Linked DNA regions of Mus musculus: region 1 is linked to region 2. A link is a loop called in an ENCODE intact Hi-C map of the cell type or tissue named here. Cell type or tissue: heart. All regions are shown on one strand. Each heading gives the region's core, and the rest is flanking DNA. Links, peaks and the distances in the headings are about the cores only. Region 1 holds the start of Gm51699 (a long non-coding RNA gene). Region 2 overlaps Lars2 (leucyl-tRNA synthetase, mitochondrial).

The links. A loop is a pair of places that touch in the nucleus more often than their neighbours do. Peaks named below come from ENCODE experiments on the same cell type or tissue, not always from the same donor. Only the 100,000 strongest peaks of a DNase experiment are listed, where the experiment ranks them.
Region 1: it touches region 2 in a loop (7-fold over the local background); 3 of 42 quality-filtered maps call a loop at or near these places.

Annotation. Positions count from the first base shown.
Region 1 is chr9:122,730,943-122,742,891 of GRCm38, forward strand. Gm51699 (a long non-coding RNA gene) reads left to right here and starts at 8,081. Exons shown (of 3, transcript XR_003948282.1): 1 at 8,081-8,256; 2 at 8,531-8,706; 3 at 9,144-9,601. In heart, for the core only: a CTCF peak has its summit at 5,985 (motif pointing right); no DNase peak of the experiment used is centred there; H3K4me3 peaks cover 890 bases; H3K27me3 peaks cover 547 bases.
Region 2 is chr9:123,436,102-123,448,050 of GRCm38, forward strand. Lars2 (leucyl-tRNA synthetase, mitochondrial) reads left to right here. Exons shown (of 21, transcript NM_153168.3): 12 at 16-299; 13 at 2,034-2,132; 14 at 5,363-5,500. Among named protein-coding and RNA genes, the nearest start is that of Gm40586, 22 kb to the right of the region's middle. In heart, for the core only: a CTCF peak has its summit at 4,809 (motif pointing left); a DNase peak (open chromatin) is centred at 4,360.

The DNA of each region.
Region 1 (11,949 bases), core at 1,854-9,853, 710 kb before region 2:
TATTAAAAACTACAATTTGGGAACAATCAAGGTATTAAAGTGTAATAAGCAGGCAGCCAACAGCATTAACTACAACCTCAATAAGGTCAGAAAGAAAGAGCCAAGATACTAAACAGGATAGGCTATGACTCTAAAAGTTAATAAAGGTTGTAATTATTAAGCTGTAAAATAAGAAGTCAAGTGTGGCCATTCATGCTTCTCATCACAGCACTTGAGAGGTTGATCAGGGGTTATAAAGCAAGGTATGCCATTCACACCTATGATCCCAACACTTGGGAGGGTGAAGACGGCCAGCTTGGGTGATATAGCAAAATGCAGCAGCCAGCTGAGCTACACACATAGGGACACTCTCAAACCAAACAAAAGAGAAATGAGCAAGATAACAAATAACTAAAGATTTTAAGCCCACTCCTTGGTAGACAAATCTCTAGGAATCTTGACTTTAGTATTCCTATGGGGTAAAGAAGTCAGAAATAAATATAAGTCTTTGGAGAAGGCTCGGTGAGTAAAAGTACTTGCTGTGCAAGCATGAGGACCTAAGTTCAAGTCCCAGGCCCACACAAAAGCTTGATACATACAGTACTTATCATCTCAGTGTGCTCCTAGTGTGAGAGACAATTCCCAGAAGCTCATAGGCCAGCTAGCCTGACCTATATAGAACAACAAAAGAGAATCTGTCTCAAGCAAAAAATGAAGACTCACACCCAAGACCGTCCTCAGCCCATAATCAAGCAGTGGGTACCTGCATGTTCACATGTGGATATATACATACGTGTGTGTGTGTGTGTGTGTGTGTGTGTATTATGTATGTAGATGTATACATACACACACACATTTAAAGAAAGAAAAAATTGTTTAAAGCAATGGATGAAAAATTGGTTTCTCTTGTATGTGTGACAATGGTCCACTAACATCTCATTTTGAGAACTGCAGTAAACTATTCATTTGCAAATGTATGTATGTTGATGACATTGTTTCAGAAAAACACTATTTTCAGAAGGATGCAAGAAGGGGAAAAGAGAGATTCTGGATGGTTCCAACCTGTGTGAGTATTAACTGAGAAGATATTTCAGCCAAACGTGCAAATATTAAAGAAAACATGTCCATCAGATTCCTAGAAGAAAGAAGACGCTAAGCTCTGGGATCCGTCTCGTTCCAGCTGTTATGACTAGCCTCAGAAAAAGTGTGTAATTAACCCACTGTAAAGGAGAAGATGGGAAGGCTGGCAGCAGTACTTCCACATTACAGAAAGCCAGGTGCAGTTAGAAACCATACTTCTCGGCCACAGAGACCTGACGTCTCTGCGTTTGCAGAAGGCAATGGAGACAAGGTTGCTGCAGCCCACAGAGATGACATTTGTGCCAGCTGGCTCAAGAGGTCTGGCTGAACACTCCAAGCAAATTCTCCATGCAGAAATTTGCACTGGTTTCATAATGGTTAGGTAGGTATCTTGGTTAGTTTTTTTTTTTTTTTTTTTTTTTGTCAACTTGACACCAGCTAGAGTCCCCAAAATGCAAATTTGTAGGACATTTTCTTAATTAAAGATTGATGTGGGAGAGCCCAGCCCACGGGGAACAGAGCTACCCCTGGGCAGATGGTACCTGGTGACAGCCATAAGAAGCAAGCTAGTCTTCCTCCGTGGTTTCTGCTCAATTCCTGCCTTTGGCTTCCTGCCCTGACTTCACCTCATGATGAACTGGAAGCTGGAAGCCAAATAAACTCGGCCCCCGCCACCACCACCCCAAGTTGCTTTTCCGTCCCTTATCAAAGCAAGATAAAGCAAACTAAGGCAGTAGGTGACTCCAGCTCAATAAAGACCTAGTTCTCTGAAGCAAAGGGCTGTGCTGTCACCTCCTCATGACCCATCAGCTCAAACTTCAGCGGGTTACTAACCTGCACGTGGAGCTGCTAGGATTTTAAATCAACGGTTGTTTGGGAAGGTCAAAGCAGAACCAGAGTCAGCAGTCAATGTTTAAACGCAAAATGCTGCTGTTTGCTTCGTCTAGTTGGTGCGTTAACGATGAAAATACTCCGTCAGCACCAGGTAGATTCACCGAAAATCAATTTTGCAAACCTTCTTTACCTCACTGCCATAACTTCTTGCCTGTGTTCTGCCTCTTACTCCGGTCAAGCCCATTGTGGTAAGAAATTGCTGCTTTGCTTGTCAAGAGGTCGTGCTTGCAACGATATTCCAACAGCTTCAATTTACGGAAGGTTTCTGTATTTTTCAAAACATCTAAGTCTCATTTTTATGGCTGTGAGGGTAACTTATTCGCATCAACCCATCGTGCAAAGCGACTTGGTGAATTTTGAAAGTCTTGAGTTTGAGTAACAGGTAAGAGGCGGGCAGTTCACCTGGTCACATGACCTATATGCTCGCCTGGTCACATGACCACTGTGCTCGCCCACTGGACTCAGGTTACTTTTAAGTTTTAAAGGAAAAGGTAACATGGAAATTATGCATTAACGCACACAGCACTGAGTGTCACCAGCCACTAAGTCACAGGAGAACCACAGCCATGGTTCTTCCCTCTACCCTCCGAGAGGCTCCCCCACACCCCGCCCCACCCCCTCTTAGCTCCGCCCCTTTTCCCTGTCCAATCGCAGACCTTCTCTACGCTAATGTAGTTGAGCAGGGAAAATTCTGCAACAAACTACTATAGCGATGGCCTTCCCCTTTCAGGGACCCTTGGGGCGTCTACAACAACCCCTAGAGCGATAACTAAAACCAGGTACTGGGAGTTTTAAACAACAACTCTATGGCTTTTGGTCGCATCTGTTTTTCCCCTTGCAAGATACCCTTTTTGACTCTTTGTGAACTTTGTGCCTTAGACTTACTCTTTAAGGTGCCCTCACATGTCTCTCCAGTGGTCTTAGGGTTCCTATTCCTGCACAAAAACATCATGACCAAAAGTAAGTTGGGAAGGAAAGGATTTATTCAGCTCACATTTCCACACTGCTGTTCATCACCAAAGGAAGTAAGGATAGGAACTCACATAGATAGGAACTTGGAGGCAGGAGTGAATGAAGAAGCCATGGAGGAATGCTGCTTACTGGCTTGCTTCCCCTGGCTTGCTCAGCAAGCCTTCTTATAGAACCCAGGACTATCACCCACAATGGGCCCTTCCACCTTAAACACTAACTGGGAAAATGCCTTACAGCTGGATCTCATGGGGGCATTTCCTCAAGGGAAGCTCCCTTCTTTGTGACAACTCCAACTTGTGTCAGGTTGACACACAAAACCAGACAGTCCACCAATCTACCCATCACTGAGGATAGCACCATGTTATCTAGATAACAACCTTTTCTCAGAGGATGTGCAGGACAACCCACCAACCTGAATCACAATCTCATAACAAATAGTGGGATCACAAAGATAACCTTGGTGAAGCACTCTGAAAACCCGTGTCATCTGTTCTGAGCAGCCTCAGGTGGCCCCAGAGTTTCACAGCTAAAAGATACGAAAGTGGAACACAAGCAACAGCTAACACAGCACGAAAGGCCCCATCCACTTGTGCCATTTGCTTCCTCCACAGATCAAGGCTGGGTACCAAAGAGTGCGTGAGGAGCTCCTCCATGAAGACTCCCTCCACTTCCACCCTGATTGACACAGTGAACTTGGCTTAATGTGATGAACCCTACCACCTAGATCTAAGGGAGAAAGTGGCCTGCTCGCCCCTGCCGCATCTGCTGGCTTCCTGGGTCAGAGAGACCCTGGGTTGGCACACTGGCTTCCCATTTATCATACCTAACTGTTAGGTGAGTTTCTAGCTGGGTAAACCATCACCACCTCTAGCATAACCTTTCATAAGGAAAATGAACCCCCTTAGTCTGGGGATAATTACCCACCCTGGGACAGACTTGATCAACTTCACCTGCACTGTTCTATGTCTTCTGTGAACTCCCCCTCTGGCTTTAAAGCCATCCAGAAGCCTCTTAGTTTGGGTTTCTTTTCTCAGGTGCTGATGGCCACCGGCCCATGAGGGAGGAAGGAGCAGAAGCCTCCAGCAGGGTTCCGTTGTCTGTGAGTATGAAGGAAGGACTTGAGAGACAGCTGCAGTGAGGCAGCTCAACTTTATTGTTCCAGAGGTAGGGTGTATAAGGGCTGGGGGCGGGGGGGGGGGGTACTGGAGGAAAGGGCTGGTTGGTTATCTCACAGCACCTAATTATCATACGGTGAGAAGCCAGACTGGGACTTGCGTGCTGAGTCATGCAGTCATGCACAAGGCCTTTCTTTACATAAGGTCAGGCATCTATGCTCAGAGACACTCTTCAAGTAAAGTCAGGTACAGAACAGGAAACCCCCGCTGAGAAAGGGAGTCCTCCACTTTGCACCGAGCTCGAGAGCTATATGAGTGTGATACCAGGAGTCCCCAACATCTTAGCACACAATCAATTCTTTCCATTTCTATCAATTTTCTCCTTAAGAACTCCAGCTCGACACTAATCTTGCCACACTTATCTTTGCGCAATACAGGCCTCTTCCTCTGTTTCGACTTTCTTTCTTCTCCTCTAGGTTGCACTTTTTCTTTACAGGCACTTGTTGCATGATGCTCTATAGCACGTAGGTCTGCCAAAGCCTCTTTTGGCATAGATCTTTATAAAGATCTTGCCCCCCACAAAAAGAGCTCAGCAAAGCTGCCTTGCAGTCCTTATTGAACCCATCTCTTCTTTAACTCCTCTATGAACATACTTCTATTTGGCCCAGTGAATTGGAATTCGAACACAGCTTTTCTAATTCCCAGTCCCCTCAGCCCCCGGCCCCTGGCCCTTGATCTTTATGAGAACCTCAGATGAGGATTAAAGTGTCTCTAATGTCTGCTGAGCCAGTCCATCACACTGTCTCAGGTTAGACAGCCCTTGCCTTAAGGAGGAATGGATGCTACATTACTCTGGTTTTCTGCCTCCACAGCAGTCAAACTGACCCCATCAGCTCCTGTGTCCCAGAACCTCACAAGCTACACAGTGGCAGGTTGTTTCATTTATTGTTTAAAAGACTTCTCCGGTTCCAGCAGGTCACGTGCTGAATGTTTCCTGGTCACCCCAGTTTCTTGTATAGGACCACTGTTAAGGTCCCCACTGTTAGGCTGAAACCCCCTGCTCACTGCTGCACAAGCTGGGAAACCTCATCTGCCCTCCTTGCCCCAACCCACCCTGCGCTGAAAAACTCCAAACAAAGGAACTCCCAGTTCTCTTCTTGGCAGCTGTTGAAACATCCTGCCCCTGCTGCCAGCCACCCAAGCCCTGCCTAAGTGCTCAGCTCTTGACCATATGTGGGCACAAATCCAGCTTGTGGCTGATGCCATCACCCCTCACCTAAGGTCTATAAAACCTCTGCCCTAGCCAGGCTGTGTGACTTCCACAGCTCAGTTCTTCCAGACTGATGAACTCGCTCCTAATAAACCTACCATTATCTGCTTTTAGCCTGGTCTTATCTAGCCTGTATCTGAGTCACCCCGGGAGAAAAAAAGCCCATTATCTTGGTGACAAAACCAGGAGGATTTAAGCCCTAGCCCAGTAGTCTGGGCCCCTGTTGTGTGGTGCCCACTCCTCTCCCTCTCTCTCCCTCCATCAGATTTTCAACTTAGGGTAAGTCACCTTTTCCAGCCTAAGAGGTATTGGGTGCCTCTTTCAGATCCAGAACCCCTGGGATTACCTGCCAAGCAGCAGCCGATCCAGAGCAAATTCATCCATTCTGGAACAAAGACAGTCTTTATTCTGGGTAGCCTTGGGATTTTGGAAATGTTCATTCCAAGGCTACCCCACCTCCCACTGTTTGACCACAAGCTGTTCTGAGGGACACCTCTTTGGTTTCCAGAACAAGCTCAGAGATGGACAACGCTGAGTCTAAATCCGATCCTCAGTCACCTCCTGGATTGCTTGCTACTAAATGTATCCAAATTTGTCTCAAACCTTTGTCCAAAATGCCAGATGTGTTCTGGCAAATGTTCTGTGGCCTGGCTTCAGTAGCTAATCTAAATGGCCACCAGAGGGCACTCTTGACTTTAACATCCTCCATGATCTTAATATTTTTCTGCCTGTTTGTGGGCCGACGGTTTGAACTCTCTTCTGTCCAGGACTTTTGGGGCCTGAGCTCTTGACCCTCTCTCTGTAACCAACCTTCTATGGCTCAGGTCCTAATAGTAAGGATGGTCACACTCACATCCCCCTTACCTCCAAGGACTCAAACTCCAAATCAGAGTCCCCTCCTCTAATGGAACCCCACCTACTCCTCCCCTTTCTTCACCACAGCATACTCACCTGTTGTTCCAATTGCAATGGCTGCTCCAAACCAAGTTGCTAATTTAACCACCCCTGAGGCATGTACAGATCTCAGTGACCATTTTTCCCTTAGGTCCATGTAGGGCTACTACTACAACAATCCCCAAAGCCTCACCTACCCTCCACTGCCATGGATCCCAAAACTTGTTCAGCTGCAACACGCCAACAGTCCCACCTCCTCGCTGACATGGCTCCAAAATGCCCCCTCATTTCCGTCCAAAATAAGCAACAATGCAATTTATGGCCTTGTGACAGCAGCTCCCTCAGCCAAGGTCCTTTGCCATTTTCCCCACTTGTTAACCCTTTCTTGTCCTGACTTAGCCTTCAGCTTAAACCTAATCATACAACACTTATTATAAACTATAGTGGGTTGGCCTAATGCTGCTTGTATTCTAATGCTAATTTGGGGCCCTCAAGATGGGTGCCCCAGAGATGAGAGTCTGCACCTAAGCCACTGAGTGACCCTGACCCCATTTAATTGTGATTGGTAAATAAAGATGCCAACAGCCAATAGCTGGGCAGAAGAGACATAGGTAAGGTTTAAGTTTTTCGGGCTTAGAGTGAGAGGATCACAAGGAGGAGGGAAGGGGCAGAAGGAGCCACATGGAATGAAGGAAGAATGAGCAGGAGGGAGAGGAGAGCTGTCATGGGCTAAGAGCCAAGAGAACATGGCCCAGAGGGCTGCTCTATTGGAGTCAAGTGCAACCCAGGTGAACTACAGTAAGGGATCAATAGGAAGGTAGACTCTAGTAGCCTGGAGGGTAGGCAGTGGCCCAGCTATGGTGCTGCTTAAGGCTATTTAAAAATATAAAAGCTTTGTGTCTTTCATCTGCTAACATAAATGATCTAAGGCAGGGTAAAAGCCTCAGGCCAGGATTTTTAATATTTTTTACTACAATAAAGTATTAAAATAATCAAAACATACAACTTAATTATCAATTACCTCATAATCATATTCACAATATGCCATATATGCTTATAGTTATGATTAATTACCAACATAAGTTTTATTTGGCCTCCTGTGTCTATGTTTTATATACATGAAATTTGGTTCTCTCTATATATGTTGTAAGGATTCATGAATCAATGGAGAATGATACCCCAGACTCAAAGAGTATGCAAAAGCAGAAAGATATATTCTACAGTAATCCAGCATGCAGGGGACTACCATTCATCAAAATGGTAACTAGGAGGTAAGCTCACAGGTTCAATTTAAAGCTGAATAGGGGAGTTCCAGGGAGCGGTAGGTGACCTCTATCATGACTGGTTGGCTTGGTCTCTAGGGCTATGGGTGTCTTTGGGATTGGGATTTGAGGAAGTCTGGGAACTTTCCAGAATCATTGCTGGGAAGACCTGGAAACACTCTGTTTTTACCTCAGGCCAGATGGCAAGACAGTTCCTGATTGACTGCCTGAAAGCTGTGGTTTTCCTAGGAACTGACTTGCCCAGCCTTGACCAGTTCTGGGAAACAGAAATTTAGGCCTAGTCTCTTGAACTGCCAATTTGGAGCCTGTCATGGAGTTAGTCTGGCTAAGTCCTCTCAATGTAACCTAGATTTAACTATACACACATTCCTTGGATCCAACTCTCATTTACAGAAAAATATGTCTACTCAAAACACAAATTTTTAAAATAACAACCTTGTGGCTCTCCTCTACCTTAGCTGCTGACCTCGCCAGGATTAAGTGGCCACAGGGCTTGTGACTTCACCCCCTTAAAATGACCACATGTTATAAAGCAACAATCACAAAATTTCTTAGTCATAATGGACTCTGTTTATTTTTGTATCTCCTTTTAGACTAAGAAAGCAACTTACTCCAGAGACCCAGTAGAAAAGTCCTACAAGGGATGGAACAGTGAGCTACGCCCCCAGACACAAATGCTTGACACCACACCCTCAACTTCATCATTCTGTGGCCATCAGTCACATAGGCTGTCCAAGCTCTACCCCCACAGTTACCTGGAAATAGCCAGGTATGCTCCTCCCACAATTACCCTGCAACAGCAAGGTAGCCCAGCCCACTATAAAGGGGTCTGCTTGGCCCCTCCTCACTCTCTTGCTTCTCTTGTCTCTCTTGCTTTCTCTCTAGCCCTCTTGCTCCCTCTCTCCCCCTCTCTTCTCCCCGTTTGCCACGTGACCATGGCCAACCTCTACTTCCTCTCCCCGCCCCTCCCCGCCCCTCCCCTCCTTTCCCCTCCCCTCCCCTCCCCTCCCCTTCTCTCCTCTCCTCTGTTTTCTTCTCATCAGGATCCACCTGGCTGGAGCAATGGAGCAGGTTTCCCTCTAAGGAGCTGTGCATCTAATCTCCAGTTGGGAGGCCTTCCTGCGCTCTAGCCATGGGCTACAGCCAAACCAAGCCACCTGCTGAGCTAGCAGACTGAGCTAGCCAGACTCTGGACTGTTGGAGACCATACCGTGAGAAAGTAAGCCTTTCGCAGTCTCCCACCCTAATAAGCCAAATGGCCTTGTGTTAGGAGCCGGTCACCTCCTCCTCCCTATCCCTTCCTGGCACCTAGACCCTAAAAATTTGAATTATAGTCCCCTCTTCCTTATCTCTTCCTGACTCCCAAGACTTCTAAGGACCTGACTTATGTGCTGAGCCCAGCTTGACACCCCGGGCTGTTAAGGAGGAATCTACACTCCTGAGATAAGACTCAGGGTGCCTCTTGCCTGCAGTCAGAATTCAGCCTTCCTGTCCCCAGGTGCCTACTACTTTGTTCTTTGTTAATTCTCCCTCAGCCCCTCCCTATTTCTCCTCACTGTGTACTTATAACCTCACTTTTTCAGCCTAATAAACTTAGACCTTGACAGGAATCGTCCTTGATCTCTCTCTTTTTTCCCCCACCCATTTCTCTTGCAGGTTTGCGGTTCCCCTCGTACTCACAAATAACTGGGTCCTGCTGGTCGGGACACTGGACGACCCAGAAACCACCCAGCACCTCTCATGCCCCTTTTCCCTTCGGCCCTGGGACACTGGTGCCCCAACTCTTTCTCAGCTCTTCCTCTGTGTCCCAAGAGCTAGAACCTGTCATCCCTGGCTTCTGTGAGGCCCAGGGACCCCAGACTGCTCCCTCTCCACCCCCACAGACTGGGGTTCCGTGGCTTCCCATAGCCAGACGGCCACCCAGGCAGCGTGAAGAGCACGACGTGGTAGTTCCCCACATCCGCCTGCCCAGAGCCCCGGAGCTCTAGTGGGACGAGGGTCATCTCTCCCACCCACTTTATTTCCCCACGTCTGGCGCCTGACACTATGTCTTCACTAATTGTTCAACACTGAACTGCTAAAAATGCAGATAAGTAACAGTATGCTTGATAGGTATAGTATATTTAATAATAAAAATTTATAAGCTCCTAAGGTTTACTCATGTTCACATTAATATCTGTCTAGCTTCTTAGTCTTTTAAGGTTTAGCTGTTTGGATAAATACCCTTTCACCCACAGAAAGGCTATTTTTATTTCTTAACTGTACTTATTTTCAGGATCAGTAAAGTTGCCAGTCTCCTTAAGGGTGATATCTATGATTCAAAGTTTTATTTTGACACTAAAAGAACTTCAGTTCAAAGATCGTTATTTTTAAGGCTCAAACTATACAGTAATAAAGCTTGTAGAATCTTAATATAAACTATTAATTAATCAATCATTAGGGATTATTAGGACATGCAAGTTAACAGTCAGTTACTTTATAAATGATCATATTCTTTAATGTGTTCAGAACTATATTTGTACTACACTAAATACTAATGTAATTAATTACAAAAATAAGCCTTAGTTAGCCTCCTGTATAGGTTTTCAAACTTAAGCCTATGTAAAAGGAATTAAGCATTCTAGCTAGCCCATCTAAAAGACACACAATCCAGGTATTTCATTTACAAGTAGTAATCCTAGATGGGGCTGAATAGATCTATTCCAACTCACATCCCAGCCATATGTCCATTGTTACTTGCTGTTTCCCCTGGCCACGTGCTCACGGTCCTTCTCCTCTCATGGCAGTCTCCTCTTCTGTCCCCTTTCTTCTCTCTTAATTTAATATCCTTCTCTGTATTCAACTTTATTTAAACTCCTTTCTATCTTAGTGCCCAAGCGTACTCTCAAGCATAGTGTATCTGCTCAGAGGTTTCATCCTGGGTTATGTATAATGTGCTAGGGAGAGCCATTATCAGTTCACCCATGGGAGCCCCGCGTCTAAGGAGACTGGCTGCTCAGAGCAGCAGGACACCCTATTTCATGTTAGCTTTCCTGAGCTGCCATTAGTCTTCCTGGGGCAGCCCCATGTCTTACAGAGACTCTGCTGACTGCTCAAAGTACCATGATACCCTACTTTATGCTTGCTCTCTATAACTCTTTACTGCTGGAGGCATGCAGCCTGTTTCCCGAGTGGCAGCCTCTGTAACACTGACAGAGATCCTGCAGGTCTTTGTGTGTGCTCAGCTCTGGAGCAGAATGTCCCAGCTCTGGGCAGAGATGCATCAGGGCTTGGTGCATGGTTGGTGCTAGAGGCGCAGCTGTACCTTACTTAGCTCATGCTCTTCCTTGGAATTGAAAGACCTCTGAAGGGAGACCCTCACTCAAGTCTCAGGATAATAGCAGACCCCACGAACTCACAAGAGACCAAACCTGATGCAAACCACACGAGGCTTTTTTTCGGGGGGAAAGCCAGAGCTCTGGGGACAACTTGTATCCCACACAGGGGTAGAGGAGTCGACCCCGAGGGGGAAGGGGTCCCAGTTTTTATAGGCCCTCAGGGGGGAAAGGAGAAGGGAGAGTAGGGGATTTCCAGATCTAAACAATATCTATTCTCAAGAAATGGGTATGGGAGGGGTACAAGGAAAGAGTCTGGTGCAGGTGCAGCAACTCTGGATTGGCCCCGGCTGTGGTTGCTGGGGAGATTTTCTAACTCTTCCCCAGCAACCAATATCACAAACACCTGGCAGTGGACTTCAGCAGTGGGCACACACATGGGTTCAAGGAACGGTCAGAACATTGGCAGACACACAGGTTCAAGGAGTGGACAGAGCATTGTGCACCTCTATTTTTCTAAATCAGTGAAACTACTTCTACTAACAATGAAATCTATTTTGCCAATTTCAGGGCTTCTGTGACCTTTTACATTCTGTCAGGATCTTTCAGAATCATATTTGCCAAACTAGCATGTGTTCTGACCCTTGTCCTGAACTATGCAGGGTTTTTTTTTGGGGGGGGGGGAGCAGCGTTGCTAAGGAACCATCCCTCCCAACCCACTTTCCTAGACACCGTCATGGCTTCTAGCTTAAAGGGACAACAAACCTTTTATCTGGGAATCTGAAGTCTAATTTGGGTTATAAGTAAGTTCTTGCCTCATGTTGGTTTGCCAAAATGTTGTGGTAAATATCACTTGGAGGTGTCTACCCCATGATAGCTTCCTTCTTCCCCTGTGTCCTCTCTTCTCTCATCTTTGAAGGTTACTATCTACATGAATTTATTTTTCCTTCCTTTTTCTCTCTTAATTGGTTAGCCATCATGGGGTAGAGGGATTATGAGCTCATAGCCATGAGTGCCAGCCTGTTGGAGTAAGAGCGGCCCAGGAAGAACATGGCAAGTGATATCTCGGGGTTATTGACAGGGAAGTAGACAAAATAGTACAGAGGGTTGATATCTGCCCAGCTCTAGTGCTCTAAGGCTTATTATAA
Region 2 (11,949 bases), core at 1,800-9,799:
TCTCTTCATTTCCAGTTTACAGGTATGACCAGGCAGGATGCCTTTGTAGCCCTGACTCGGAAAGCCCGTGGGATGAGAGTGGGTGGACACGTGACAAGTAACAAGCTGAAGGACTGGCTGATCTCACGGCAGCGCTACTGGGGCACACCGATCCCCATTGTCCACTGCCCAGCCTGTGGCCCTGTGCCTGTGCCACTGCAAGACTTGCCTGTGATTTTGCCCAGCATTGCATCTTTAACGGGCAGAGGAGGCTCCCCGCTGGCCACGGCTTTGGAGTGGGTGAACTGCTCCTGCCCAAGGTAAGGAGCCACAGCCAGCACCCTGAGGTATCTTGGATATCCTCTCCTCACTAGATGCTAAATGCTACCTTCTTCACTAGCCTAAAAGGAATATCAAAAGTATGTAGGAACCTTTGAGGAAACAGTCTAGAATTTGGCCTAGGCACTATGGAGGGGCCCGAAACACTGATCCAATGGAAGGAAAATATAGGTTTTCTTCATACCCCACTGTCTGCCACTTCTACTCCACAGAGTTTCCTAGAAGTGTGAATGGTGTTTCTTCCCTGCATGGCTGGCCAGTACAGACAGAGCCTGTGATGGCCAAGGAGTGTGGGGAAGATAGTAGTGTGTTCACTCCTTTCCCTGCTGAGGCATACCAACCTTCTCTCCTCTTTCCTCACTTCAGAGTGACATTGGGTTTTTCTAGCAGGTCAGTAGCTGACTAGCATCAAGCTAGTTCTTTTCTCTTTCCCTTTGTGAAGGAGTTTTCACATTCAGTACAACGTTGCAGCCTTGCATGAGAGTATGGCTTCTTCACAGAACCACAGAATTTCTGAAGGGTAAAACCCAGGCCTCAGAGTTGACTTTACTCCCTGATTGAATTTGGTAAACATCTAGGGCTGTAAGCCACCAAGCCAATACAACCAAATAGGACAGCAGAGAAATATCTTCTTTTTTTTCTTTTTCTTTTCTTTTTTTTTTTTTTTTTTTTTGGTTGTTTGAGACAGGGTTTCTCTGTGTAGCCCTGGCTGTCCTGGAACTCACTCTATAGACCAGGCTGGCCTCGAACTCAGAAATCCGCCTATTCTTTATATATTTACTTTTGCATTCTAAGGCATTGGGCCGAAACCTCACTCTCTCCTGAAGAACAGTGGAGCTTGGTGTAGTCTGCCTCATAATTCCCTGGCATACTGGGAGCCCAATGAGGCAGCATCTGTAACACCTTTGACCCAATTCTGCTGCCCCAGATTGCACTGCTCCTACCTAGCCCAACCCAATGAAGGGACCTCAACCCAGTGAAGGACCTCATGCCCCCTTCATCTGCCCCAGCACCTCTTCCTGACCATCCAGGGCTTGGTATCAGTGGTAACACATAGTTGCCTTCAAGCCCGAGGCGACAGTAGTGGAAGTGAGCACAATGAGTGTCACTCAGATGTAATTGCTTCCGGGTCTCTGTTCTTCTCCGTGTTCCCCAAGTTGGGCAAGAAAAAGAAGGTGCCTTATCTTCCAATTACTTCCATCGTCAGAAGTAAGATGCTATCCACATAAAGACCTGGCTTTCCTTTAGAGAACCACTGTGGAGATTGGCACCCCTCTCTGGTGGCACACAGGATTCCCTAGGAACTTCTCTGACAGTTCCCGCCCTGAGGAATTCCACCGTGCCCAGGCCTCCTGACTAAAGTGCAGGTGCGAGGCCCGGTTTGGTCATCTGACCTGAGGTGGGGTGGGAGGGCTGATTCCTTCTGTAGTGTTCATAGGCCAGTGTGGACTGCTTAACAGATATGGGATGTAACACACAACCCTTCTTTTCCTTTGTAAATTGAAAATCAGACTGCAGCTGTTATGTGCTTAGCGAATGGAAAGATCCTTTTGGGGATTCCGTTCCTCCTCCCCCTGCTCTCTAAGAGCATCCTCACTCAAACTTACACTGATCAAAGTAAAATATTGGCAGGCCCAACATCTCACAAGAACAGCTGGTAGGAAACTGCACTGAAACCTAGAAAAAAAAACAAACTGATAAATTTCTTTTCTCAGGTGCAAGGGATCAGCAAAGAGAGAGACGGACACCATGGACACCTTTGTGGATTCTGCGTGGTACTACTTCAGATACACTGACCCTCATAATACTCAAAGGTGATGTCCCTACTGTGGAACAGCAGCACTTTGCATCTTCCATGAAGCAAAACCAAGATGGAGTTAAATATGCAAGGGAGGTGCTGGGAACGTGCCTAGGTGGGACAGAGAGGAGCTGAGCTGGCAGAGAAAACACCCACATTGTGTGTTTGTGCAACTGGCACCCAGAGACAGGATTAGGAGGAGGAGGATTCAGAGGAGCCTCCACCGTAGCAAAGCTTTCACTGCCTCAGCAAGGCTGTGGGAAGGATGCCAGTGCACATGCCCACTCAGAACCCAAGGTGGCAGATGCACCTTTGTGCTGGTGCCCTCCTTTTCTTCTCCTGGAAGTAGATGGAGACCAGGGGCTGGGCCAGAGTAACCCCTAAACACAGTGGTGGCTATTGTTGGTCAGCTGTGCACTTTATGCCAGGCTCTCAGCTTGGAAAAGCTTAAAGTGCCAGAGAAAAGGCACTTTTAATGCGAGTATATTAATTTTTAAGTTAGATTACTCAGCCCAGTAAATTCCATCTATAATACAAATTGAAAACACAGCTAAAGGAAGATGTGAACACCCTAACTATGGAACGGTAGGGACAGTAGGGGTGCCTTATGTGTACTGAAGAGAGGCAGGACGGTGTTGGGGAGAGCTAAGAAGTGTAGACTCATACCACACATAGTCAATAAATCTCCTAAAGTGCAAATCAGTAATGAATATAAACATTTTTAAATAGTTGAAGTAAGAGTGGAAGCCAAGAGTGCTGGTACATGTGTATAGTCCCAGCATTCTAGAGGCAAGAACTGGAAAATCAAGAGATCAAGGCCAGCCTGGGCTATACAAGACCCCATGTCAAAGAGAGGAGTGGGGGAGGGGGAGAGAGAAGAAGAGGAAGGATGGAGAGGAATAGAATTAAAAGTGAGTAGGTAACCAGGTGTGATAATGTCTTTACTCCCCTCACCCAGGAGACAGAAGCAGGTGGATATCTGTGAGTTCAAGGTCCGTCTGCTTAAATATTGAGTTCCAAGCATCTGGGTGCTACACAGTGAGGCCCTGACTTTAAAAGAACAAAAGTGGCTAAGGTTCAGGCCTGGGGTGCAGGGAGAACTGAGGCTAAGACCACTGGTTTGATAAACTTTCAAGTGCTGTTTGACTTTTCTGTCTGTTTCTTGGACAAGATAGAAACCGAAAAGAGAGCAGTAGGAACCAGGAACACAGACTGCTTTCAGACCTTAGCAGGTTGCTCTTGAGCATGGTAGAAATACCCTGGAGCTGTGTTATCCACATATGAAGGGCTTCCATTCTGGGCACTGGAGACTGAGGCAGGAGGCAGGAGGCTCAAAGGATCTTTGTCAAAAATAAGCAAAGGAAGCACTCTCCTATTCTGGATTTAGCACAGTAGCGTATTTCTGGTTAGACAGATGCTCAAGCCATGTTCTGAGCAGCAGAGTTGTGGTTCCATAATTTGTGTTCATTTCAGAAATTAGTGAGAGCCTGAGTAAACAGAAAGATGCAAGGAGACTGGGAACCTGAGAGCAGCTCCACGTGAGCCATAGAGGAGTGTGAGGGAGGGTTCCCTTCTCAGGCTGCGTCCCAGCTGTCCTGAGCCCTACATAGCCCTTCTGTGAACAGCACAGCTTCACACATCACCTGCCATGCTGCCCCCGGATCCAGCATTGTCTTGAATCTTCCAGAGCGGTGGCCTAGGTAGAACATAAATTGAATAGTTAACATCATTTATCCCGAATTTGTTTGTGAGCTAAATACCACCCTCAACTTTGGCTTTACTGTTGCCCAGAGCAGCAGTTGAATTCATTTATTTACTTACTTTTTTTTTTTTTTTTTTTCAATTTGAGACAGGGCCTCACTGTGTAGTCATGATTGTCCTGGAACTTGCTATGTAGACCAGGCTGGCACTAAACTCACAGAGATCAGCCTGTCTCCGCTTTCCAGGTTTGGGGATTAAAGGTCTATGCTATAATGCCAAGCAGCAGTTGGATTTCTTTAAGAAACTATTTTTTTTCATAAAGAAAAAGGAAAGGTAGTTGGAAATTTATTTGCTCATTTAGTTGGTTAATTTGGGAGACTTGTTCTGCCTTTTTTTTTTTTGAGAGTGCTAGCACAGTTGTAACTGCAAAGAGGCCTATGCTAAGAGCTACACTGCTTGGCTAGGCTTCCTGGCCTACCACCAGCAGTTTCCGTTTGTGTTTCAGAACCGGCTGGTCAAGAGCAGGCTACAGGAAAATACTTTGTGGCATTGGGGAGAAAAGTCTGAAATTTTAAAGCCAGGGAGCACAGATCCTCCAAAGCGAGTTCCTCAGTTAACTTCTGAATGGAGGTTGCCTTGGGAACAGGGAGGCCTACTCCCCAGCCACAGTGGCTCTTTCTCAAGGCAGCAGCCAACAGATAGATGACCTGGCGAGTCCTTCCCCTCTGTACATTAGGGGACAGGAGTAGGAGGAAGTCTGATCTTTGATATCCATGTTGGTCACAAGCATCCAGAAAATGAGGGAGTTACTGGGATGTCTTATAACAGGCCCTAGATAAGTTTCACTCCTTCAGTAAGCCATATTTGTACTCTTGCTGGCTATTTCAAAGCACTTTAAAAATAAGATTGATTTCTGTTTTAAAATGAACATTTAATAGCATGCTAGTTTCTATTATAAATGCTACTATTGCCCTCTATTGGTGAAAATTTTAAAAATCTCAATAGTCATACTAAAAATTAAAACTAGCCATTCAAATAAACATCCTACAGAGATGCTTTGTTGCTGGTATTTTTTTCTCTTGCTCTTGTTTTATTTAAAAAAATTTTTTTTTGTCGTTTTTCTTTTTCTTTTTTAGAGACAGAGTTTTTCAGTGTAGCCCTGGCTGTCCTGGGTCTTGCTCTGTAAGCCAGTTTGGTCTTGAACTCAGAGATCTGCCTGCTCTGCCTCTCAAGTGCTGGGATTAAAGGTGTGGGCCACTACTGCCTGGCTCAAAAATTACCTTTTTTTTACATTTGTTTAGTGTGTGTGTGTGTGCACACACGCGCGTGTGTGCACATGTGCCGTGAGCCATGCAGAGGTCAGAGGATGGCTTGTGGTCCAGTCAATGCTTCTCCTTTTCTCACTTATTATGTACATTTTTCTTTTGTTTAAAAAAAAAGTCATATTTTCTGGCACTAGTATTTTCAAGGGATGAGCACACATAGCTTTAATTTATATAGTTGTGGCAAAGAAGACATTAAAATGCCTGCTTATCTCTCTCGCAGTCCTTTTGGCTCGGCACTGGCAGACTTCTGGATGCCCGTGGATCTGTACATCGGAGGAAAGGAACATGCTGTCATGCACTTGTTCTATGCACGATTCCTCAGTCATTTTTGCCACGACCAAAAGATGGTGAAGCACAGGTGAGCATTCGTTGTACTTTACAAAACAGTTCTGTTCACAAGCAGTAACTGGAAACAGGTATCCGTTGGGAATCAAGATAATTTGTGTATACAAAATAAAATCTGTTTTTCATATATGCTTTAGAGGCCATTGTAGGTCTTTACAATTTGAGGTCCATTTACACAAACCTCTTAATCATTTGGTGTGAAATCCGGCTTTCAGTGCATCTGTCTGTTAAGTAATTTGAGGTTTTTACTTGTAAAGGAAAGAGGAGCACTGTGATGTTATATGATTCCTGAAGCATCTCACATGCTTGTCACTCTGGGTAAACTGTACCTCTAAGCTTGGCAGAACCGTCTCTAGTACATCACTCTAACACTTGTGTATCAGAGCAGAAGATGGCATTGCAAATCCATTGAAAGTTTTTCTCCTGCTGGCTTATAATGTGTTCCTCATAACATTCAAAAGATGTAAGAAAGGGTGGTATACTTTTGTAATCCTAGCACTCAATCGGCCAACACAGAAGGACGGTTGCAAACTTGAGGCAGGTCTTGGCTGCATAGTGAGCTTTAGGCCATATGGAGAGACTATCTCAGGGCCCCAGCATTTATAGACCCTCTGAAAGATCCCAGCTCTTGGGAGGCAGAGGCAGGTAGATTTCTGAGTTTGAGACCAGCCTGGTCTACAGAGTGAGTTCCCGTACAGCCAGGGCTACACAGAGAAACCCTGTCTCGAAAAACCAACCAACCAAACAAACAAACAAACAAACAAACAATCCCCAGAATTCCAAATGTCACAGAGTCATAAAAACTATCTGCAAGCCGGGCGTGGTGGCGCATGCCTTTAATCCCAGCACTCGGGAGGCAGAGGCAGGCGGATTTCTGAGTTTGAGGCCAGCCTGGGCTATAAAGTGAGTACCAGGACAGCCAGGGATCTAAACAGAGAAACCCTGTCTCGAAAAAACAAAATAACAACAACAAAAAACCAACAACAACAACAACAAAAACTATCTGCAGCTAACACAAATCACATCCCTGCCAGAGCATGAGGCAAATCCTAGTCAGATTCTGGGAAACAGCCCCAGATCCCCACACCTGGGATTAAAACAAAAACATTCTTATAATACCTTATATAATATTGCTGTGTGTTTTAAAAATAAACCAAAATTAATCACTAAATTATCACTATAAGACCCTGTCTCTAAGAACCAAAAGATAAAAAGTAAATGAACATTCATGCTCCCCACCTCAGTATGGGGAATAGAACAATATATTACTCATAGCTTGGTGCTCACAGGGTGCCCCTTGCCAGTCATATCACCCCTCTCCCTCCATCCTTCCCCAAGAGAATTCCCATAGTAAATTTTAACTACTAATCTCTTTAAAAATGTATTGCTTCTGACTCCACTGCATTTATTATTATAGTGTGTGTGTATGATTGCGGGCTAGTGTGTCACAGCATACATGTGGAGGTCAGAGGACAAGTTTGTAGAATCAGTTTCCTTTTTCACCTTTAGGTTTTGGGGACCAAACTCAGTTCATGAGAATTGTATGGGAAACATCCAATTCTATTTCTCTTCCCTGCATTGATCCTTCTGTGATTAGGATCGTATAGCACATATTCTATTTGAGATTCACCCTGGTACCTCCTTCTTTTTCATTGCTGAGCGGCATCCCAGTGTGTGGACTGGAGTTTTCATTGCAGAACTTGGAGTATATAGCCACAGCAGCAAAGGGGCTCTTCACCTTTGAAGATTTTTCCATGCTAGTGTTTTTCATTGTATGCATTGCCAATATTTCCTTATTCTTGGCTTACATGTATTGCATCTTTTGATGAGCAGAAATCATTAGTCTAATATAGTAAAACTTAATACTGAGGCTGACGACGGGGTTCTGTAGTAGAGTACATGCCTAGTGTATACTAGACCCTGGATCCAATCCCCAACACCATGCACACGCACACGCTCACACACACACATTAACCTTCTCCTCTGTGGCTATTGCTCTTCATGCCTTTGCTCCATCACTGAACAGCTCAGCCTTCTCCCCACTGTTCTGTGGTGTCCTCACCATGAATTGATGTGTTGCATCCATAGGGCCTGCTGGTGGGCTCTCTGCTCCACACGCTTGCTCTCTGTACTGCTGGTTTGATATGCACAGCCTTTGTTACTTTAATACACAAGTCTTGGTGTCCTTTGTCCTTTGAGGGAAGTCCTCCTCTTCTTTTTCCTTTTTCTCCCAGAGATTCTTTCTCTGGTCACCCCTTTGTTTTCTTTGTCAGTTCTGGGCATGTTTCTTTGGTATTGCCCTGGAACCACATTGGCCACTGCCCTTCCTCATCCCTCTTCTCATGTCTCATCTTAACATCTCAGATAATCTTTTTGTCTGAAATATATCCTTCAGTATATCTTTTTGTTTTCTTTATTGATGATCCATGTGTTTGTTCTTTTCTCTAAAAGTAAATTTATTTCAGCGTCATATTTTCAAACATCTTTTTATTTGTCTGTTTGTTGAGTTAGGGTTTCTCTGTGTAGCTGTCCTGGCTGTCCTGGAACTTGAACTCACAGAGAGAGATCTGTCTGCCTCTGCTTCCTGAGTGTTGGGATTAAAGGTGTGGGCCACACTTCCAGGCCATCTGTTTATTTCCTATCATACTGAGTATTAAACTCAGAGCCTCATGTACTCTAAACAGTTGAACTACAATGCACTCTGTTCTCAGCCCAAACATCATCTATAGAAGGCTCCTCCTTAGCACAGGGCTCTGAGCTAGCACTTCCCCTCAGCCACAGCTCGTTGTCCTTGTTGCAGTGGTGCATGCCTATAAACCCAGAACACTGGAAGCAGAAGCAGGTGGATCTCTGTATGTTTGAGGCCAGCCTGGTCTATATAGTGAGCTCCAGCCCTGCCAGGGGTACTTGGTGAGATGGAGGTCTGGGTTCTGAGCGCACATGGTTTCCTCTGAGTGACAGCTCTTTGCTGTCCACACGCCCTCATTGTCTCTGGCATTTTGAAGTCCACATGCTTTCTGTAAGTGTGGAGGTGTTTATTCTGCTTTGGATTAATTTTTTTAAGATTTATTTATTTATGTATATGAGTACTCTGTCTCCATGCACAAAAGAAGAGGGCATCAGATCCCATTAGCAATGGTTGTGAGCCACCATGTGGTTGCTGGGACTTGAACTCAGGATCTCTGGAAGAGCAGCCAGTGCTCTTAACTGCTGAGCCCTCTCTCCAACCCCAGATACAGGGCTTCTTAACTGTCCCTTCCTCATCCCACTCTCCAATTTTCTTCTTTTGAAACTTTGATTAACTGTATTTAGACCATTCAGCTTATTAGGCATCTCTCATTTAACCTTTCACATCTTCTGTTTACTTCTCTCTCTCTCTCTCTCTCTCTCTCTCTCTCTCTCTCTCTCTCTCTCTCTCTCTCTCTGTGTGTGTGTGTGTGTGTGTATGTGTGATCGTGCCTTTGTGAGTATATTTGCATCACATCTGTGGAGGAGTCCACCCATTTCAGATCATCTGGAATGAGGCACAGGAAGTTGTGAGCTGTCATGTAGGTGCTGGTAGCCAAGTCCAAGTCCTAGAGCAGTAAGCTCTCTTAAGTACTGAGCCATCTCTCTAGCACCCCCCTTTCTTTTTAGTATAAATGTATTTCAAGCCTATCTATTTCCTAAAGTTTATTGAATAACTTATTTATGTGTGACAGCTAACCCTGTGTCTCAGCTCAGTATGATCTAACGTGTTACTGTTTTTGCTGCTCGTAACCATGGCTCATTGTTTTTTAGGAGACGATGATTGTCAGCCGAGCTTATATGTCATGTTTGCTTGTTTATGGGACAGGCAGTTTGTGTTAGTTTCCCTCTGTTGCTGGAGAGAGCACCAATCCACAAGCACCTCAGATTCTCCAGCTGAGGTTGTGTGACCAGACAAGCAGCATGGCTCCAGTCCTAGAACTGTAACAGGATCAGCTTATGTGTGTAGATTTTCGGGAAAGTTTCTTATTTCGCCATGGTCAATGAATGTAAGTTTAATGGCTTTTCTGTGCTAACCAACTGTGAGCAGCTTCCTAATGCCTACGTGGCTTCAGTGGCTCCTGCTGTACTGGAGGGTTTGGTCTCCAGCTGTCCTATCTAGTCTTCGCCATCCCGTCTCCGCTCAGGAGTCCCTAGATCACTTAGAGAACTGGCTAAATAAACTGTGCTTTCTGAGTGTCTGGGATTTTTGTTGTTTCTTTATTCTGCTTTGGTTTTGCCAGCTCAATGACACATTTTAAGCAGTGTATTTTATACCATGTGTTGCCTTTTTAGTTATTTTTCTGTTAGGACAATAAATTACAGTCTCCTGTATGCATAATGTTAGCAGAATGACCCCAGGTCATCCTGTTAAATACCTAAGTACTTACTAGCTCTACAGGAAGTGCACAGCTCCCTTCCAGCTTCCCACCTTCCCTCTGTAATCTGGGCTTTTGTTTCTTTTCATATTCCAGAACAACATAGTATTTTTCTTATCCTCCCCCTATGAATATGTCTTGATGGTAACCTAGAACTGATACTTTTGTCTTTGTCTCCTAAGTCTTGGGGTTATGGGCAAGTAACTGTGCCCAGCCTGACTGCTCACTTGTGGATGTTACATATGTAACTGTGCCCAACCTGACTGCTCACTTGTGGATGTTACATATGTAACTGTGCCCAGCCTGACTGCTCACTTGTGGATGTTACATATGCTACCCAGTGTCTTTGATTTTTTTTTAAGATTATTTATTTAATTTATGTATGTGAATCCATTGTTGCTCTCTTCAGACACACGAGAAGAGGGCATCAGATCCCATTACAGATGGTTGTGAGCCACCATGTGGTTGCTGGAAATTGAACTCAGGACCTCTAGAAGAGCAGTCATTGCTCTCAACCCTGGAGCCATCTCTCTAGCCCGAGAAACAGTTTTTCTCTTAGGCATCTTCTTTGGAGAAACATTTGTTGTCCATTTGTGAGTTATCTGGGTCACTGGCTTTTAATTCTTGAGTTTTTAGTTATTTTGTAGTATGGAACACTTCTGGGTATACGACATATTTACATGGAACAAGAAAAAAATGTGTTAAGCTTGCATAAAAATGCATCACTGAAAAGCCCACTTCAGCGGGTGGGGGTGGGGTGGGGTGGTGGGGTGGGGAGGTGTTGCCTCAGGAAAGGCATCTTCCTGGAGCTCTCCTCTATTACCTGCAGACAGCTCAGGAGGCTAAAGTCTCTTCTCTCCAGCAATCAGTATTGCCGAGATAACCTTGGGGAGGGACCTGCTGAATTATTTAAGTTTCAGAAACTTTTTAAGACTTGTGAGTTATTTATTTCCTGAGCCCCATTAAGTTTCATTTACTTCCCGAGTCTTAGGAGTCTCCCGCCAGGACAGAATGTTTTAATTTGGAGGAAATTACCATGCAGTACCACTATTCTAACCATTATTTGAGAATGTTATTTATATATATTTAAAAGACCTATCTTGCCATCTTCTAATTAAAGGAAAACACTTTCTAGTATATAATTCATATATAAACGGATGGCCATTTCTATACTAAAATCTAAAATTGCAAAGCATGCTGTCGTGGGCTGGAGAGATGAGATGGCTCAGCAGTTCTGAGCAATGGCTGTTCTTCTAGAGGACCCAGTTTGATTCTGTGGACACACATGGTGACTAACACCTGTAACTGCAGTTCCAGGAAATCCAGTGCCCCCTTCTGGCCTCTGTGCACACTGCACACATGGAGTGCACAGATACTCATGTAGGCAAAATATTCATACACATCAAATAAAATTTTAAGAATTACTTATTATTAATCACATAATATTTTAAATTAGTATATTTAGTATTTGTTAATGATCAACTTATGAATTGCTTATGGGATACCGTTACAAGAAAATAAACATAGCATAGAACTGCAGAAACAATACTTAAATGATATAATTGATAGAAAAGTGAAATAAACTTGGTATGTAAAAGGCATTGACAGGGCTGAAGAAAGGAAATGCGTATGCAGATATGTGTGCTGTTGATTGAAGTAGCTAAAGAAAGCAGTATTACTGGCAAATGCTAACAAATAACTGTGGTGGTTTGAATAGAGTCTTTGATTTTTTTTGACTTTGTGGAAATTTTGATGGTTTTCTCCATCAAAACATACATATTTCCCATTTTTTATTTCTGCATAGTGTGTCATAATTGATTAAATCATTTACTTATTTTTGTAATATATTATTATTTTTTAAAAGAGTGATGTTTTATTTCTCAGCAAGAAAGGGAAGTATATCTTAAGAGTCAGTCCTAACATTGAAATCTTGGGTCAACATAGATAGATAGGTTGATTGATAGAGATATATATTTCCCTACCTTGGGACAGAAGCAGGCAAATCTCTTGAGTTCTAGGCCTTCGAGAGCTGCATAGTGAGAAGGTATTAGTTTATGTGTGTGTGCACGAGGGTGGG